Linked DNA regions of Homo sapiens: regions 2, 3 and 4 are each linked to region 1. Evidence: chromatin loops called from intact Hi-C (ENCODE). Cell type or tissue: PC-3. All regions are shown on one strand.

Region 1 (5,000 bases):
AATTTTGAAAATTTGAAAATCGGTCTATTGAATAAAAATAGAAGTGTAAAGCTTTACAGGATTATTTTGCCTGTGGATTAACTTTTAAAAAATATTTTATTGTGGCTAGCAAGAATTAATGACATAACTGTAATCATCTTAGCTGGTATTAAATAAAAACTCTAAATGGAGTCCTACAGAATTTGAATAAACCTTATATTCAGCAAAGATAATATTTTTGAGAACATTTTTAAACATCAAATTTTTGATAAAATTAATATTTATTAATAGTTGATAATTAGTAAAGGTCATTAACTAAATGGCAATGTATCTTAACAGACTTGTATGATGTGTTTACTTAAGACTGGCTAAGTCTTTTGAGAATTTGCATTTTTGAGAACTTGATTTAGAAAGGGTATTGTTGGATAATTTAGATAACTCTACTATATTTTTAATAATATAATCATTTGATAATGTAACACCATTACCCAGGGAATACAAAGACAAATGAGTGACAATTGTATTTTGCCATTATTTTAAGTGAATGATAAATATCTTGGCTTAACGCCAATAATGTAGTTTGAATTTCTCTAGTAAAATTAGAGGCAACAATAATCTGTAAAAAGCTGTTATGTAAGTAATCCCAGTGCCCAGCTTTGAATGGATAGATTTACTTCAGCTGGTCGTTAAAAGTCATTTTAGGATAAACCAGAGTGCAAACAAGAGAGCAACATTATACAACAAAACATAATTTTCTTTTGAATTCAATGTGGGCACCTATGTACTGATTAGTAATCTATTATTATTGAATGTTTGGGCGGTCTTACTGTGCATTTTCTTTAAGGACACAAAAGAAGAAAAGCCATGTAGACTTGTGCATCCTAGAGAAGATTTATATCTTTGTAAAGGATAGGTAGGGAGCCATTGAAATATAGCGCATTGTTATGGTCTATAATTTGCATTCTGTTTGAACCAACTCCCCCACCCCATCCTACCCTTTTTTTTCCTGTTACAAGTAGTGCAAGATAGTGGTTTCACCCATTATTCTGGCCAATACATAGCCAACACATTGAAATAGTACCTCGCACGACTCTCATTAGCTGTAGAAATAGAAGAGAATCATAATGTAGAAAACACAAATGGATAATAAAATACCATTACTGCAGAACATGCTGTAATATTTACATGTGACAAGGAAGCCAGTCCCTCTCTCTACAGATGAAAATCATCACTCTATTTTATTTTGTTTTATTTATTTTTGAGATGGAGTCTCGCTCTGTCGCTCAGGCTGGAGTGCAGTGGCACAATCTGGGCTCACTGCAGCCTCTGCCTCCCGGTTCAAGCAGTTCTCCTTCCTCAGCCTCCTGAGTAGCTGGGATTACAGGTGCGTGCTGCCACACCTGGCTAATTTTTTGTATTTTTTGTAGAGATGGGATTTCACCATGTTGACCAAGATGGTCTTGATTTCCTGACCTCATGATCCACCCACCTCAGCCTCCCAAAGTGCTGGGATTACATGCGTCAATCACTGCACCTGACCCTTATTTTTCAATTCTTAGTAGCGATGGGGTCTCGCTATGTTTCCCAGGCTGGTCTTGAACTCCTGGGCTCAAGTGATCCTCCCACCTCAACCTCCCAAAGTATTTGGATTATAGGCTTGAGCCACTGCCCCCAGCTGAAAAGCATCACCATAAAATGAATAATGTCTTCCTTTTGTGGTCCTTCATCATATGCTTAAAAAAATACTAGCATGTTTTAAATGGTATCTTCTTTGAGGAATTCTGTGTACATAACTGTGACTGGTATTTTGTAACATAACTTTGATTATAAAAGTAACATTTATTAATTTTTAATATTTTTGAAAATAAAGTAAAATCATATAAAATTCAATGGTTAAATACATTGCTTTTATGGTAAGTAACAAGATACCTGATAAGCATGGAGAATGAACTGTTTGATTAACTTTCTTCCTCCTTTCTTCTAGAGTCCCTGTATTATTTATTTTGATTTTTTATTTGCCAATAACTGAGAGTAGAAAAAGTCACTTTAATTTTTTGAAAGACAGCAATTGGTGTTCATTAGTGTGCCCAAACCAAATGCAAAAAATAAAAAAAACCCTGAAACAGCAATATGCTAGATGCTGCACATTTAGATGCTAGGCTTAGGGTGACATCTTGTGGTAATACTAAGGAAACATTTATCCAAATGAATAAAGTTTTAAGATGATTACAGCATCAACACTTTCCAGAATTTGAATATAAGAGAATTGGAATTCCATAATATTTTATGATTAATTTATGTCTCTTTGTTTAGAATAGCTAAATAAAATAATAATAATCAGTGTTCATTAATATTCCAAAACAAAACAAACCTAAAATGGCAATATACTAGAAGCTGCACATTTAGATGGAATTGGAATTCTGTGATATTTTACAAATTAATTTAGAATATGTAAATCTCTTTTATTTAGAATATATAAAACATTAAGATTTTCAAGGCACTTTTATTAGGTTATTTATTCTTCAGTTCTTCAGTTAGGTGATAAAGAAGCAAGATTTATCTTTTTTTTTTTTTTTTTTTTTTGAGACAGAGTCTCACTCTGTTGCCCAGGCTGGAGTGCAGTGGTGCGATATCGGCTCACTGCAACTTCTGCCTCCTGGTTCAAGCGATTCTCCTGCCTCAGCCTCCCGAGTAGCTGGGATTACAGGCATGCACCACCACTCCTGGCTAATTTTTTTATTTTTGGTAGAGACGGGCTTTAACCATGTTGGTCAGACTGGTCTCGAACTCCTGACCTTGTGATCTGCTGGCCTTGGCTTCCGAAAGTGCTGGGATTACAGGCATGCACCACCGTGCCCGGCCTTGAATCATTTTTAAAAATTATTTTTGTACTTCTAAATTGACTTTTAATTTTTAAACAACTATATTACCACCATAATTGTTTTTGAAGACTTTAAATAAATAATATTATGGGTTAGTTAAATTTTAGATATGTAACACAAATGTTTTTTGTAACTTATTGAAAATTATGTGTTATTCTTTAGTCATTACTTATAAAGTATGGAAATAACTATAGATATATTTCACAGATTTCAACCCCTTCTAAAATCATATTAGTCTTGTTTATCTAACTTATTGCCTTATATTTCTTCCCAGTGTGTGAGGGGGAATTTTTTGGAGAGGAATTAGAGGGAAATTAGAGGAGAACAAGCGGTAAATGATACTTTAAAAAAACTCTACCAGTGGCAAAATCTTAGAAAAGGGCTTATCTTGTTTAATGGAGGCAGTTAAACCTTACATGTTAGACTTTGTGTTAGAATAGAGTACATTTCATTTCCATAAATCTTAACAGAGAACCTTGTGGATTTTGGAGATTACTAGCAATAGGGGTGATACAGCAGATGTATTACATATTGGGATTTATCATCTCTTTGTTGAAGCCTTCTAACACATTCCTACTTGCTGGCAGCTTTAACTAGCCCTTTCATTGTATCTCATAGCATTTTTTTCATATTACTAAAAAGCATTTATCACATTGCCTTATGGTAAATCGAATATACTTCTGCCCCTTTTTATATCCCCATAATGTGGACCTTTAATAATTATAATAGACTTTTAATAAATTTTTATTCATTTATCAACACTTCTTTTAAAAATACCAGTTATGTGTTGGACATTGTGCTATGCAATAGGGATACAACAGTAAGCTATAGAGGACAGTCAATACCCTTATGGACAAGTAGGGGAAAAGAGACATTAAACACACAATTAATTATTATTCAATTATAATGATGGTAAGGTCTATAAAATAAATATGTATAAGAGTTTTAGTTTGAGTAAAAAAAACCCTACATATTTTCCTAATAGTAATTCGAATGTAGTAATTTTATTTCAAAATAACATCTCTTTGAATATATCACGGCTATTTTGGTCTTAATTATTAATCATAATGTGTATTTTTTGCCATCTGATCATAAGGAAGTGAAGGATTATTTAAATAGTGGGTGTGAAGGCCCCTACAGTTGTGTGAATTTGGAGCAACTTGGCTGTATTTATTATTCTTTTAGTTTATTTATATCTTTTTTTGTTAACCCATTTAAAGATTAATGGTGAAACAACCTGGCTGTAATCTTCAAAAAGAGAGATTCTCAAGATGTGGTTCTTGGACCTCAGCACTAGTCACCTGTGAACTTGGTTAGAATTGCAAATTCTTGGTTCTCACCCTAGACCTACTGACTGAATAAGAAACTCTGGAAGTAGGGCTCAGCAAATGGTACTTTACTAATCCTTTCAGGTGATTCTGAGGCATGTTAAAATTTGAAAACCTATGTTCTAAATGGTTAGGTATTTGGCCATTCAGGGAAAGTAATATATTAACAGTGTGTGAATATTATTACTAAACTTGGGAGAATATGACAGTGGCATTTTTTCCTTCTTGTGTTTTATAGGATCTGATTTAATCTGTAACGACTATAATGAGCCATTATCATTCTGGGACATATCTTGAGTACTTTGTAATCCATAAACTCACAATTATCATTATGGTGTCCAATTTTCTTTTTAAAATATAGTAGCATATCTTTTTATTTTTAATTTTCTTTTTATTTTCCTTCCTTCCCTCCCTCCCTCCTTTCTTTCCTTCCGTCCTTCCTTCCTTCTTTTTTCTTTTCTTTTCTTTTTTTTTCTTTTCTTTCTTTTTTCTCAGTCTTGTCTGTTGCCCAAGCTAGAGTGCAGTGGTGCAGTCTCAGCTCACTGCAACCTCTGCTTTCTGGGGTCAAGCAATCCTCCCACCTCAGCCTCCCTGGTACCTGGGACTACTGGTATGCGCAGTCATGCCTGGCTAATTTTTGAATTTTTTTTGCGGAAAGGAGACTTCACCATTTTGCCCAGGCTGGTGTTGAACTCCTGGGCTCAAGTGATTCTCCCACCTTGGCATTCCAAAGTGCTGGGGTTACAGGCATGAGGCACCACACCCAGCCTTACAATAGAATATCTAAAACATTTAAGGGATTTTTTTCTCT
Region 2 (5,000 bases), 100 kb before region 1:
GACGGATCACTGGAGCCCAGGAGTTCAAGACCAGCCTGGTCAACATAGCCAAACCCCTTCTCTATTAAATAAATAAATATATATGTGACATATATCTAAGTAGCATAGATGATATTATTTATGATTTTCCCTACACATTATCTTTATAGATGTCAGCTGGTAAGATTTTTTTGGCTCAAGTCAGCCTCATTCTAAGACCAAGTCAGTCAGTCACATTCTGAGACCATTCACAGACCTTCTTGCCTTGTGTTGCCACTTGTATTGTCTTATATTGCCACTTACAAGAGGCATGGTAGGTTAAAGTTCATTTAATTGTTATCATAAATGAAATGTAAGTGATTGTAAAAAAAAAATTACATAATTTATTTCCAAAGTCAAATCTAGCAATTTGGAGAGGTTTCTCTTCTTTTTCTATTCTGTATAACACAAATGTCTTAGGCTATCACAGCTAATCAGGATAGCCTGTGCTTGCAAATTTTAAAGGAATCCTCAAATGATTACTAGCATATTAAGCACTTACTAAATGCAGGCATGGAGCTAAGTGTTTTGCATATGTTATTTAATTCTAATTTTAGCCTTATGAAATCAGCATCACCATTCCCATTTTATAGATGAAGAAGCAAGTGTCCGTAAGGTTGAGTAACTTTCCCTAAAATGCATACCCAGGAGGTAGCAGAGTCAGGATTCAAACCAAGTATAGCTGACTCTAGGTCCAGAGTCTTTTCAGCATGATGTGTTCCTACCCCCTACCCCACTGTCTGCCAAACCACCACCACCACTATCTCTCCACATCTTTTCCTCCATTGTCAATCTTTAATAGCTGTGTTGTTATGTATTGAAAGCATGAATGTTCACTATCTTACTAAAATGCTCCCACAATCATGCCTCTTTTTGTAGTACCATCCTTCCAGATACAAGTAGGAAAAGTCGCCAGAAGACAAGAGCTGTAGGGAAAACCACCAACCCTATCTTCAACCACACTATGGTGTATGATGGGTTCAGGCCTGAAGATCTGATGGAAGCCTGTGTAGAGCTTACTGTCTGGGACCATTACAAATTAACCAACCAATTTTTGGGAGGTCTTCGTATTGGCTTTGGAACAGGTACTGTTTGCTACATTTTTAATTCTCCATGAGCCAAATTTTTCTAGAGATACTAGAGGTTTGTTTGTTGCTTTGCTTCTTCCCAGTGAAAACCGAGATATCCTGAAAACAGATATCTCTTAAGTATAGTGAAATAAATGAGTAAAGAAATGTCAGGTTGTATGCCAAGGGCTCCAGATATGAGGATTAACAGGGTGAAGTGTCTCTGCATATAGAGTTTAAGTTATTGTGGCAGTGGCAGGGACAGAAAAGCCTTCATCACTAGTCTGCCCTGCAAAAACATTTATGGTCCTTCAAGGCTAAATATATGCTTTGAGTAATAACAATAACATTTTTGGAGCACCAGTCACTGTATTAAATGCTTCATTTACATTATTTCATTGAATCCTCACAAGTCTATGAGGTAGTTACTAATGTTACCCCAAAGGAACTGATAGTCCAAGAAAGTAAGTAACATAGCTACAAAGTGGCAGAGCCAAGATTCAAAATTGAGTCTGTTAGACACTAAAGCCTTAGTCACACTAACCTAGAGATTATCTAGTGTCATCTCCAACCCAGTGCAGGAGTCCTCCCAACTCCCTTATTCCCTGATGAATTTTCATCTGGCCTTTACATTAACTTGAAGAAAAATCATTGCTCTAGGAATTATGGTAATGATTACAAACATGAAGTCACTCAGACAATTGAACAGTTCTTCCTTATGTTGAGTCTCACATCTGCCCTCCCAGTGAAGAAAGCTCCTCCTAGCTTCCACTGGTGGTTATAATTAGGGAATAACTTTCCCTCTTTCCCCTACCCCCAATGAGCTGTTTCTTTCTAAATGCAAAGCTTCCTTTTTTCAGGTAAAAGTTATGGGACTGAAGTGGACTGGATGGACTCTACTTCAGAGGAAGTTGCTCTCTGGGAGAAGATGGTAAACTCCCCCAATACTTGGATTGAAGCAACACTGCCTCTCAGAATGCTTTTGATTGCCAAGATTTCCAAATGAGCCCAAATTCCACTGGCTCCTCCACTGAAAACTACTAAACCGGTGGAATCTGATCTTGAAAATCTGAGTAGGTGGACAAATATCCTCACTTTCTATCTATTGCACCTAAGGAATACTACACAGCATGTAAAAGTCAATCTGCATGTGCTTCTTTGATTACAAGGCCCAAGGGATTTAAATATAACAAAATGTGTAATTTGTGACTCTAATATTAAATAAGATATTTGAACAAGCTAGGAAAATTGAATTTCTGCTGCTGCTTCAAAGAAAAAGCTGCCCCAGAGCATTAAACATGGGGTATTGTTAAGAAGCAAAATGTTCTTGTTTGCCATCATGTGTTTCACACCACAATTCTGTGCCACAGTTAAGAGGGTCTGGTACCCTTGCAGGACCTTTGTAGGTTGTGGGAAAAAGTCGCAGAAAGATACTCAAAGTGGAGCAGGGAATGGAGACAGACATCAGTGATGATAAAAAAAAAAATGGACCTTAAGAAACTATTTACTCTGTAATCTCTAATAAAATATGGAATTCCATATTAGGGCAATGAGACTGAAACTACTGGTGTTTTTCTGCCTTGAGAAAACAAACAGTTAAAACAAGCCTCAAATGTATTTTAGTGCCACCCACTGGCCATAGGTACAATTCAGTTGTTGGCTTGTTTTGACTTAATTCTAAAATAGGTCTCAAGCCTGTATTTTTATGAGTTTATTTTTTTAAAACCCTGCATATATATGATTGTTTTTCTTATAACTTTACTATATGAAAGCAGCATAAGAGTAGTCACAAACATGTTTTGCAACAAAGTTTTAATTAGAATGTAAGTTGCTCAGTTATACTGTTCTTCTTATGTATGTAAAATTTTCGTATTTTGTAAAAACCCTTAGAATAAATTATCATTTGATTTAAATTGTATTAGAAAATTAGCGTGACTTCTCATTTTAAATAAAATATTTTAGGAATTCTAAACATCTAAATTTCCTAACAAGGCTAATGAACTTCTTCTGGGCTAATGTTTCTGCAGTCTTCACTGCAATTCTGGGCATCATCTCCCCTAAGTGGGCAACTTTGGCTATGTTATTAAGAGTAGGATTTTTATTTTTATTTATTTTGTTTTAAAGGACATAGCAGATCTCAAGGATTTTTATTTTTTTTTAAGTAGTTAAAATGCTTTGGGGATGATTTTAGTATATGAAGCACATTACTCTCCCTTAGGACCCAACCAGCTTAATTTTCTGAAAACAAGCACTGATTTAATGTAGGTTCAAGAAAGCCTGAGTGACAGGCGAACATGGGATCTTACAACAAGCATCTCATAAATGTCATTGAAAACAACTAGAATGCTTGCCTGTTCTTCCTGAACAGATACTAGAACGTTCTACCCACTTGTCAATAAGAGTGACTAATCTAGGTCAATGCCCTTTCCATTGTCTCCTCAGGTCTTTTTTTTTTTTTTTTTGAGATGGAGTGTCGCTTGGTCACCTAGGCCGGAGTGCGCTGGCGTGATCTCGGCTCACTGCAACCTCTGCTTCCCGGGTTCAAGCAGTTCTCCTGCCTCAGCCTCCTGAGTAGCTGGGATTACAGGTGCCCACCACCATGCCCGGCCAATTTTTGTATTTTTAGTAGAGATGGGGTTTTACCACGTTGGCCAGGCTGGTCTCGAGAATTCCTGACCTTGCGATCTGCCTGCCTCGGCCTCCCAACCCAGGTTTTTTATTAGAGTGCTTAGTCTAGCTCTATTTATCATTCCCGCTCTGACCTTAAGGAAGGGCAAAATGAGCTAATTAGAGTCACGCTTCTAGAGCACAGCGGTAGAAGCACAAACCCTGTTCTGGCTTGTGCCAGATCATAGTACAAGCTACTTCCTCAGGCTTTCTTTCAGTTACCTGTAAAACCAGCATCCAGCCAGCTCTGGAGCAATAATGAGATTGGCTCCATTATCTCCCCATCTAGGACCAGGACTGCCTGTCTCATCCTATCCCCCGATCCCTCATCTTCAAAACACCAAAGTGGGAAATAGAACCCCCCACCTTCTTTGCATCTATCCACAGCACTTCTGACTGCCTCAAGAAGTCCAAGGAGAGGTTTCACATGAAAAAAAAATATAAATCATAAATTTAATCTTCCCTGGTTCAAAAGGAAGGCTAAGTGTGAGCTTCATGCTTTATAAAATGTAAGCACGGCTGGGTGTGGTGGCTCATGCTTGTAATTCCAACACTTTGGGAGGCTGAGGCAAGAGCATTGATTGAGGCCAGAAGTTCAAGACCAGCCTGGGAAGCATAGCAAGATCCCATCTCTAGAAAAACTAAAAAAATTAGCTGGGCATGGTGGTGTGTGCCTGTAATCCTAGCTACTTGGGAGGCTGAGGTGGGAGAATTGCTTGAGCCTAGGAGTTTGAGGCTGCAGTGAGTTTTGATTGTGCCACTGCACTCCAGCCTGGGAGACAGAAGGAGATCCTGTCTCTTTAAAAAAATGTAGGCAACTTGAATTCTTTAGTGAACTCAGGTTGACATGCTTTTGAGTCAGTGTAACTTTTAGGCAAAGACCCTCCTAAAACTTCAAAGTACATTTTTCTAAGCTAGAGGCATTCCTTGAACTGCATATTTTAGGGCTTTTTTTTTTCAGAAGCCCAACTGGTAATAAGCCAAAAAGGAGGATTTATTGGAAATATACTGGGTTAGCTCACAGAGTAAAGAAGTACTGCGGGAACCTAGGTTATTTTGGGGACTTGCAGGCTGGAACTAGAGACTCAGATGTGGTCTCTTTTCTTCAGGGAGTGAGAAATAGCACCTCAGCCAGGTTCAACATCACAACCTCTCAGCTAAAGCACTTCTCTTTCCTAGGTTCAGCTTGAGAGACCTATGGTGGAAACTGGCCAGGTCTGTGTCATATGCCCACCTATTGGACCATTC
Region 3 (5,000 bases), 230 kb before region 1:
AACAAAATCATGTCCTTTGCAGCAACATGGATGGACCTGGAGACCATTATCCTAAGAACTGCATGCTATCACTTATAAGTGGGAGCTAAATATTGAATACACATAAACATAAAGATGGGAACAATAGACACTCAGGACTACCAGATGAGGGAGGGAGCAGGGCATGGGCTTAAAAACCACCTATTTGGTACTATGCTTACTAACTGGTGACCCAATCATTTGTACCTCAAACTTCAGCATCACATAATATACCCCCATAACAAACCTGCACATTTACCCCTTAATCTATAATAAAAGTTGAAACTATAAAACAAACAAACAAACAAAAAAAAAAAAACAGAGCTCTTTTTTGGGTATGGTGGCCCAGTATCCTGTCTTCTTACCTTCCCTAAGGTGGCTTCCCAAGCACCACTGTGGATCTTCAGGGTTTCAAGAAGTATAGTTTGAGAGCTACTGCACAGAAGACCAGGGTCCTACTGCAATATGATCTGAGACAGCAGGCAGACTTAACCACTATTTACTTGATGATGACATTAACATAGACCTGGGATCATAAACCTTGGGTTCAAGGCCTTGGCTGTACCCCTACTAGCAGGACAACCATGGACAAATCATGTAGTCTCCGTGGCCTTAGCATCCTCATTTATTAAATGGCATTGACTCTGATTCTTGTCAAACCTGTCTTAGAGGGCTGTTGAGAGGATCAAATGAAATCATGCATGTGATTATAGTTTATAAATTGCTAAGTCTTGTTTAGTTGAAAGGGATTATTGTGGGAGAAATTATCCTTCCAGGTAGTTTTCCTTTGTAACTGGTGCCAAAGATAGGTAGAGATAGACAGAGAATGTAAATAGTTAAATGGTCTGTAGTTTCTGCCTTATCTTAGAGGGATGCAAATATAATTTTCCTTTTTAATTAAAAACCTGTTTACTATGATGAGTCACTTAAGCAGAGACTTGAGTTAACCGGTTGAATCATTCTACAAAGCTTGTAAAAGTAATGTTTGAGTAATACTATCTAAAGAGATCATTTTTCTTAACCATTTACTGCCTACATACTAATAATTCAAACATATTTTGGAATATGTTGACCTTAGTGTTTGCAGCTGCTTGCATATGCAGAAAAAATTTAGTATAACATTAATTCATATTTATTTAGTTCATTTTTCTGCCAGATAAGTCTTCTGGGAGTGACTCATTCATCCACCACAGAGATGCCTGAGAAATACCAAACAGCATGTTTTATGGCTGTATTTTGCCATCAGGGAAGTTATAAATAATTCCTTGTGGAACTTTTAGAAGACAATCTAGTAGGAATGCCAAACGTAGTCACTACAGTTAGCTAGTAGTGAGGTTGAAGACCTATTTATTTCCAAACCCTCAGGATGGCAGAGGGTTAAGATAAAGTCTGAAAACTGTCATCCTAAGAAACAGATATTTGCCAGTAACTCTCAATGGCCACATTGAGGTTGCCTAGCAACTTTTTGTGAGTGTGTTTCACTTTGCATTTGCTAAACACATTCTTATCACTACCTAGATCTTCAACCTAACACTGTTGTACTCCAGTCAAAACTCTCTGAGTGGGAATCAACACAGACTTGACAAGGATTTTCTTATGACTACCCCATATCTGGGTGGAGGGGCTGTCAACATTTCTGAACCTTGGAGCTAGCTAGGAGACATGGAACAAGCTTCCTGTAAGTGTGCTCATTCACTCATTCAAAAAAGAGACAGATACCCAGAACTTACTATTTATAAGGCACTGTGCTGGCCACAGTGGACAAAACAGGCCTTTGCTAGGATCCATAGAATATGGAGGAGTTGGCAGGCAGGAATTAGGGGTGGGGAGACAAAGAAGCATGGAGGGGAGCAGAGAGTGCTTCCAGCAGAGAGAACAGCCCCTGGAAAGGCCCAGAAAAGAATGAATGGCATATTGTGAAGACTGAAGAGAGACCACAATAGATAAAGTACAGGGAGCCATAGGGGTAGTGAGGTGAGCTGGTGCCAGATGCTGGAGGACCTTGTCATCATGGGATCCCTTTTCCTCATTTCTTTAAAGCTAGGACCGGTGCAGAGCAGTGCTTCCCAACTGCTCCATGGAATCCAGTGGGGTCCACCTAGGGGCCTCAGAGGGCCTTGGGGAATAGAGGTGGGAAGGGAATGGCTCTGGGATCCAACTTCTGCCTCAGTAACAACAGCATTGCTAATATCCATTTCAAATGTTGGGGATCTGAGTAAGATCACATTGGAAGACAGGGCTCCATGGATTAAAAAAATGATTGAAAGCCACCAGGTCCCCTCTGACTCTGACATCCTTGGATAATAGTATTCCATGCTGATCTCCCTGAGACTATGCTTTCTGGGTTACTGGGTCCTTCGGCTTATTATCTCCTAAGGAGGAGCCCATTCCTGACTGAAAACACTCAGGGTTATGGTGTGAGCAAAGGTCCTGGGACTTGCTAGCCTGTTTTTCACAGAACTTTCAGAAATGGTCCCTGAAATTTCACTTTCCCACTTTCACTGTTCATCTCTTCATGTCAGCAGGAGAGAAGACCTTTCGGCAGGATTCATACCTGCCTTCACGAGGAGTGAATATGTTGTGATGCTGAGTCCCTGCCGACTGTGAACTAGAGCTTTATAGCACATCCACCTCCAGGCTGAAGGGAGTTAAACGAGCATGGGTAGCAACTTCTCCTAAAGTGAGAGCTCTCTCTCTGACATACCGTTAGAGGCTCAGCAAGTATCAGCAGAATTGTTTGCTTTCTGTTTCTCCCCAGCCCCTTGTCCTCCAGACGCTGGCTCCCTAGACCAGCACAGCCTGTTTTAGCTTCTCTCTCACCTGACTCCCCTGGACTTGATTTCTTGCCTCCTTGACCTCTGGACATTGCCTCAAGACCAGGCTCCTGGTCTGAAATTCAACCTTTGCTCACATACACATGGAATCTGCAGACTGTCTCTGCACAGATGGATTGAGGGCCTGGCTCCTCTGATGCAGAGCAGCCTGGCCATCTGCCCAAACCCTCACAGACAGTGGTCCTAATTTAGGGAATCAGTTTGGACACTACTTGACAGCTCTGCCTTCCCCAGCCACTCCCAGCTGCAGCCACTAGATGTCTTCCAGCAGGAGACAGGCCTCCTCAGTCCTCCTGTGCATCCTGACATAAGCAGTGCTTTTCAATGTTTAATGTCAAAAGAATCACCTGGGGATCTGGCCAAAATTATAGGTCTGGGGTGGGGCCAGACAGCCTGCATTTCTAAGACGTTCCCAGGGAATATCAATGTTCATGAACTCCACTTTGAGTAATAAGAAAGAGAATGTGAATAGACTAGCAGCCTCAGCCTCACCTGAGAATGGGATCTGGAATTAGTTTCTTAAGAGTTTTTCACTTATTAGTACACATTTATTAAACACTCTTTCTCTCCGTGGCAGTTGCTATGCTGCTAAGACCCATTCTTTGCTTTCCAAGGAGCTTACAATCTAACAAAATAATATTTCCGTTGCTTAATTCTCACAAGATCCCTATGAAATCATGATTAGTGCCATTTTATACATAAGGAAACAGTCTTAGAGAAGTTAAGAGATTTGTGAAAGATTACACTAACGGGAAATGACAGCCTGGATTCCAGTTAAAACATTGCTCTGGCTCTGGGCCTTCATGCTTTCTAGGATATCTCATGCACCTTTTTCTTGATATTTTTGTGCTGCCCAAATCCATACAGTTGTGTTTCTGCCTCAGTTTCCTTGCCTAACACTTTAGTTGTGGATTAGGCTGAGCTATGCTCCAACCCTCTTCCCCAAATCTTGCTAGAGATCAGGGACCCAGCTCTTTCCAGTCTTTCCTCACCTACCCATCCCCTGTGGGGTCTTCCTATAGATAGTCCAGTTGCTTGGAAACACAAACCGTTGCTCCATGTTGCAAAATAGCTTCTAGGAACTAGCCAGGAAAATGTTCTCTTCCCTCTATAACTCAACCTCATGGTCCTTTTTTTTTTTTTTTTTGAGACGGAGTCTCGCTCTGTCGCCCAGGCTGGAGTGCAGTGGCGGGATCTCGGCTCACTGCAAGCTCCGCCTCCCGGGTTCACGCCATTCTCCTGCCTCAGCCTCCCAAGTAGCTGGGACTACAGGCGCCCGCCACTACGCCCGGCTAATTTTTTGTATTTTTAGTAGAGACGGGGTTTCACCGTTTTAGCCGGGATGGTCTCGATCTCCTGACCTCGTGATCCGCCCGCCTCGGCCTCCCAACTCATGGTCCTTTAGAGCTGCACACTCAGCATCAGGCACTTCAAAACATAAGTAAGCTATGTATTAGGCGTAGTGAACAAAGAAGGAAGTGACACTGATTTATGCAGCATTCATTCTCCAGCCTCTTAACCCAGGGCAATGCACTAATGATCCAGACATCCTTTTCCTAGGGATGGACGTAGCAGCTAGTGGAGCTCCTGAAGTGGCTTGTCCCAAACCCTATCTCAGCTGTGCTAGTCTCTCTGCCAGCGCTCTAGGGAGAGCAGAAAGGGTGGGATAGATTCTGGAGGAGTCGTCTTCGCAGGATAAATGTTACACAGGCCATAGCAGCTCTCCTCTGTGGTCATGGCTTTGACTTCTCCTAGTGCCCGCACTTTCTTTTCCCCTGCCCTGCTAAGCAGGACCTGCTTCTCAAGCAAGCAAGGAGCTTACTTTCTATTGGCTCCCTTACTCATTTAGTTTTCCTGGAGGACAGGGAAAAGGAGAAATCTTTGCTATGGCCTCAACTATTTTATTTTAGAATGGCAGAATTTAGAAATAGGAATTGAGAAATGTATAATTGCCAGTTCTCACTGACCATTGCAATATTTTCTGTTACTCAATACAAACCATTCTACCCCAAGACACTCAGTGTGACTTTTAGTGGGAAATCTTCAGTGAAATTCTATAAACCATACCCAGGCTGATCCTTTCTTTCACATTCTAATCCTCAAGGAAGATGATCATAAAGCTGATCTTAGGTAAATCTTCTGTGGATG
Region 4 (5,000 bases), 1.3 Mb before region 1:
GATGGTGTGAGGACATTATTTTGCCCATTTTATTTTTATTTTTATTTGTTTATTTTTTTTAGAGATGGGGTCTTGCTATGTTGCCCAGGTTGGTCTCTAACTCCTGGGCTCAAGCAGTCCTCCCGTCTCAGCCTCCCAAAGTTCTGGGATTACAGGCAAGAGCCACTGTACCTGGTCACATTTTGCCCATTTTAAAGAGGAGGAAATAAAAGTTGAGAGTGGTTAAGTAATTGTCCATCTGATTTATCAGAGGTAGACCTGGGACTCAATCTCAGAAACAAGGCATGTTTAACTTGGTCAGTATTGTCTCAGGGAGATTTGGAGAGAGGAATGTTCCTTGGCCATTATTATTTTTATCTATTTATAAACATTCCCAAAGTTTCCTGAATAATGTGACTGGAGCTTTATTTTAATAATAACTTTCCATTCCAGGTGACCAGTGGTCCTCCTTTCTGAAGGCTCTTGCTACAAAGGAAAGATGAGGATATTCTATTTCTTGATCCCTCTCAGCTACTGGGAGCTGCTTTGTGCCTTGGAAGCCTCAAGCTGAAATGGATGTCAGCCTCAAGTTTAACTCCAAGAGGGTTCACCTTGTTTCTTTGAACAAAATGTGCTGCCTGTTGCTTCCCTTTGCCAGGAGTGGTGTTCCCTTTTCCACAGGTCTGGACCACAGTGTCTCTAGCTCCCGCTCCTGGATACTTGGTTACTGTGTGTTTCGGTAAAAAAGCATCCACAACATGAATATCCACTAAGCTGTAACAGGGCCTGCTGCAACTATAGTATTTCCTGAAAAAGTATCAACTGCCACAAGGGCCACAAATAAAGTCTGTGAACTTGAAATAACCATGGAGAATGAAATGTTCTGATTCAGATCATCGGTGGGATTTCACTGGGAAATCTCCCACTGGGCAAGAGTAGATGATGGAGGAGGAGAAACAGTCACTAGAAAAAGGTGATACTTTGTATCAAGAAACAATTAAAAATTAGATCACATCCTGAAACATTAAGCATATGCTCCTTTGTGAGGCTTGCCTGGCTGAACTTGAACTGGATTGAGTGAATAATTTCTTAAAAACAATCAAAATCACAGATTTATTCTATTTTAAATACTTATATTTACTTATATTTCATTCAGAAATTAGTTAACAAATAATTTTTGAGTATCCTGGGAACTGTTCTAATCATTAAACATGCAAGTTTGAAGAAAGTAAGGATGAATCTGCCTGCGTGGGGCTCTCAATCTAGCGAGAAGCAGATAAGAAGACAAATGTCAGGGAAGATCACACAACCTTCAGGTAATATTTAAGCTGAGACCTCACTAGTTGCTAAGACTGGATTTCAGAGGTCAGGTTTGGATATACAAAATTTAGGAGCTGGTACATGACATTTAAAACCATGGGAATGAATGAGATTTCCTAGATAGAAAGAAGAAAAGAATATTGACATTTAATGTTGAACGGAGTAGGAGGAGCTGAACAGGGAGACCAGGAAGGAGCAGACAGTGAACCTGGAGCATGAATAGGAGAGTGGGTGTCATGGAAGCCAAGAGAAACAAGAATTCAAGAAAGAAAGTTTCTTACTGTAGCAAATGGCGCTGAGAGGGAAAGTAAGGCCATGGAATGATGACAATGACAACAGTGACGAAGGATCATTGAGTATGGTATCATGCTGACATTTGTTTCTACCCAGGCTAGGTCGTTACTGAGGGGTGGTAGCTAAGACAGGGTGGGTTGAACATGAGGAAATGAAGACAGAACATGAATTTTTGGAAAGTTTGGCTACAATGGGAAGTAGAGAAATGGGGTAATATCTGGAAGGGGAGGGAATTGAGTCAGTAGGGTTTTGTGTTTTGATTTTACGGTAGGGCATCTAGATAGATCATGTTTATGTACCTATTCCCACTCTGTTCTCTCTTCCTGAAGAGTCTCCTCTGGCAAACTCCATTCTGTAAACGTCCGTATTTAAGTGTCCTGTTCTCTGTCAAACATTCTTCCCAGGCCTAGTATGATGTTTGTCCCCAGGCTTCCATGCCATTATGTGTACACATTATCTGCCATAAGCTTACCTTATTGCATGGCAATGGAAGTTTTTCCTCCTTCTCTCTTCTTCATTAGACAAGAACAGGGTCTTGAAAAGTAGAGACTGTGTCTTCTCAAGTTCGGACTACTGGCACAGGTAGGTGCTCAGAACTTGGCACCAGGAAGATGCTTATTAAATATTTGAAGAACAAATAAGTAAATGAATGAATAGACTAACTGAGTTTGAAGGCAGTGCTATGGCAGATTTTTCTTATTTTATGAATGGAAAAACTATGGCATAGAACAATTTGGAATCTGATAATTTTACAAATTCGTAGGAGTGCTGGAAAACAGTAAAATCTTCAGTCTTGCTCCTTGAGCTGTTGCCCAGGTCCCTCTCTGGGACTGCACTAGCAGCCCTAAAAAACACCTGGGGCTGATACCCTCACATTCACACCAAACCGCAGACCTCACCACAGAAGCACAGGCCTTCACGCTGGCGTCTGCAGTCTACTTGTAGTTTGATTTTAGCAACATTGGCCAAGTTGAGGCTGGGAAGCAGCTGGTGAACAAAGGGTGGATGCACTTTTCTGAATCTAGGGGGAGACCAGGTTAGAGCCATGCTAAGTGAAGCTGCTAGGGTAGGTGGGCCAGGCAGGGGAACAGGCAAAGATACCCTTGGCTCCCTTAAACTTGGGCTAGAAAAAACAAAGACATGGCTCAAGGAGAACCACAAGGTGTCACTGTTCATCCTCAGTTAAACAAACACTGATTTGGGCAGGGACTTGAGAAACACTGCAAAGAACTTTATTTTGCAGATGAAGAAACGGAGGCCCGGGGAGGTAACATGATTTGACTAAGATCACGTAACAACTTAATGGCAGAACAATTATGAGAAACCAAGTCTCTTAACTTTCAGACTGGCAGGACCACTTTCTCCCATTGCTCCTATGAGATGGCATTTTGAGATGAGGAGTAAGCCTTCTCTACAATCATTCACTCAAGACAATGGCTTTCAATTAGAAATAGAACAGAAAAAAAACAAGAGAGAGAGAAGAAAAGAATGAAAAAAGCGCAGCATTCACTCTCACATGTGCCTTATTCAAAGTGCTGGGCTAAGATGCCAGTGCCCACAACGAGAGAGTGGCCCACAGGGCCTCCGTCTGTGGCAGGCTTGAATACCCGAATAGAAAAGTATCAGGTAAAGGATTTCATTCTTTTTATGGCTCCAACTTAAAAAGAGTCTGGTTCCCAAGGAAAACAGGAAGCCAAGTTGCTCAGCAAAGAATTGGCTGAAACCTAAGTAGGACCCAGATAAAAACATTTGCTGGATGGAAGGATGTGGGCAAATTTCTGGGCCCCGCTGCTTGGGGATGGGAAGCTATGAGGCAGAAGACCCTTTGTGAAACAGTGACCCGTGCACCAGGCATTTTTGCGGATGTCTGGAAACTGCGAGGCAGTGGAGGAGTCATAAGTTAGTTGGTTTTTTAATTCCAACTAACTTTACTCCACCAAGTATCTCAGGAGATTTCGCCTATGCTCTTTGGCCTGACTCCCACTAGGCCCTTACTCCTTCCATGGTGGCTTCTACTGGAGCCTCTTTCTTAGTTCCCAGGTTATTAAAATAATAATAAATTCAAAGAGCTTTGTTGTTTTCTTAGGTAATATAATTAATATGCGCTCATTACAAAAATTCAGATACCAAGTAGCAGAATGAAGAAAATAAAAGACATCTGTAGTCTCTCCATTCAGAAATAACTGCTGTTAGCATAATGCTGTATACATTCAGGCTGTTGGCCTGTGGAACACCTGGTATATGTCCTCGGCCCTGGGTTTACAGCTGTAAAGCTGGCACACACTAATCTCAGCTCTCACAGAGCCTACATTCTAATTGTCTGGGAGAGACAGACAATAATATTTTGTAAAAAAGTAAAATATATAGGATGTCAGATTGTGGTAAATGCTATGAAGACAGAGAAGGGGATGGGGATTTTAATGGTGGTGAGGTGGCAATTTAAAAATAGGATATTCAGAAAGTGACATTTGAACAAAGATCTGAAGCAGATGTGGATATCTGGGAGAAGACTTCTTTCTTTCTTTCTGTACATAGACAATAATGCAATTATAACATAAACAATATATGAATACATCTTTGATTTAAAATCTTCAAATAATACAGAAATATATGGGAAACAAGGGAACAACCTTCTCACCACCCTCCTATTACCTTCTCCTCTCTCCCAATAAGCACTTTGGCAATGGTGTGTTCCCTGCCCAAGCTTCATCTCTGCATTTACATTCATTTCTGTATATACTGACACAATAGCTTTATTTTATTTCCTACGTAAATGAGCTCATCCTTTGTGAAGGTGATATCTTTTTATTTTCAGCAAAAAGAGTCGTCTTAACATTTTCTAAAATTCAAAGGTATGTGAGAGCTATAGGCCTCATTACTAAAAATGAAATAGCTAAATGTGATTGCTAAGTGTGGGTAAATGTTTTACTTCTTCCTTTGGGCTAATAATCTAGCATATACTGAATTCTATTGAAATAATTTGTTTCTGCCTCTGTCTCTGCTACTACACAGTGAATTTTTTGTGGCCAGGGAATTAGGTCTTCGCATCTATTAATTTCCTGTGCTTGGTGCAATGCCCAGCATGTGGTGTTTGGTAAATGAATAGGCAATCAATTATACTTTCATACATTACTGTGGAAGGCTTCCAATACTGGGTGAGATATTGGCTGAGATCAATCATCTGCCCTAATGTGGTCCAATCTTTTCTCCATTGAAATATCTATGTCACTATGGGACACAGCCACTGTGGGATGATAGCCAGGATGACTGTGGTCAGATCCTACAAATCAGATAGTCCGATTTTAAGCATTAGAATTAAAAAATCAAGTAATGAGAGCTACCTTTCATTCCTCTTGCTGCAAGAAAAGAGTTAGGACACAAATGTGCTAAGCACTTGACCTAACACT

What was found. Hi-C counts contacts between places; a loop is a spot of excess contacts. Peaks named below come from ENCODE experiments on the same cell type or tissue, not always from the same donor. Only the 100,000 strongest peaks of a DNase experiment are listed, where the experiment ranks them.
Region 2: it touches region 1 in a loop (4-fold over the local background); 5 of 110 quality-filtered maps call a loop at or near these places.
Region 3: a loop joins it to region 1, with 3.0 times the contacts of the local background. A loop is called at or near these places in 41 of 110 quality-filtered maps.
Region 4: a loop joins it to region 1, with 19 times the contacts of the local background. A loop is called at or near these places in 4 of 110 quality-filtered maps.

What each region holds. Positions count from the first base shown.
Region 1 is chr11:85,592,627-85,597,626 of GRCh38, reverse strand. All of the region lies in intron 3 of DLG2 (discs large MAGUK scaffold protein 2), which reads left to right. Among named protein-coding and RNA genes, the nearest start is that of DLG2, 32 kb to the left of the region's middle. In PC-3, a CTCF peak has its summit at 2,150 (motif pointing left); a DNase peak (open chromatin) is centred at 2,136.
Region 2 is chr11:85,692,286-85,697,285 of GRCh38, reverse strand. SYTL2 (synaptotagmin like 2) reads left to right here. Exons shown (of 20, transcript NM_206927.4): 19 at 898-1,103; 20 at 1,946-3,057. The coding sequence ends at 2,091. Among named protein-coding and RNA genes, the nearest start is that of CCDC89, 8.6 kb to the right of the region's middle. In PC-3, CTCF peaks have their summits at 1,881 and 2,722 (motif pointing left); a DNase peak (open chromatin) is centred at 2,695; H3K27ac peaks cover 1,081 bases.
Region 3 is chr11:85,824,387-85,829,386 of GRCh38, reverse strand. It overlaps a transcript of SYTL2 not described here. Among named protein-coding and RNA genes, the nearest start is that of SYTL2, 16 kb to the right of the region's middle. In PC-3, CTCF peaks have their summits at 2,901 and 3,104; DNase peaks (open chromatin) are centred at 866, 1,006 and 3,156; H3K4me3 peaks cover 1,370 bases; H3K27ac peaks cover 3,803 bases.
Region 4 is chr11:86,917,531-86,922,530 of GRCh38, reverse strand. It overlaps PRSS23-AS1 (PRSS23 antisense RNA 1), which reads left to right. Exons shown (of 4, transcript NR_187135.1): 2 at 433-1,295. It also overlaps a transcript of PRSS23 not described here. Among named protein-coding and RNA genes, the nearest start is that of PRSS23-AS1, 18 kb to the left of the region's middle. In PC-3, CTCF peaks have their summits at 2,537 and 2,744 (motif pointing right); a DNase peak (open chromatin) is centred at 2,780; H3K27ac peaks cover 1,840 bases.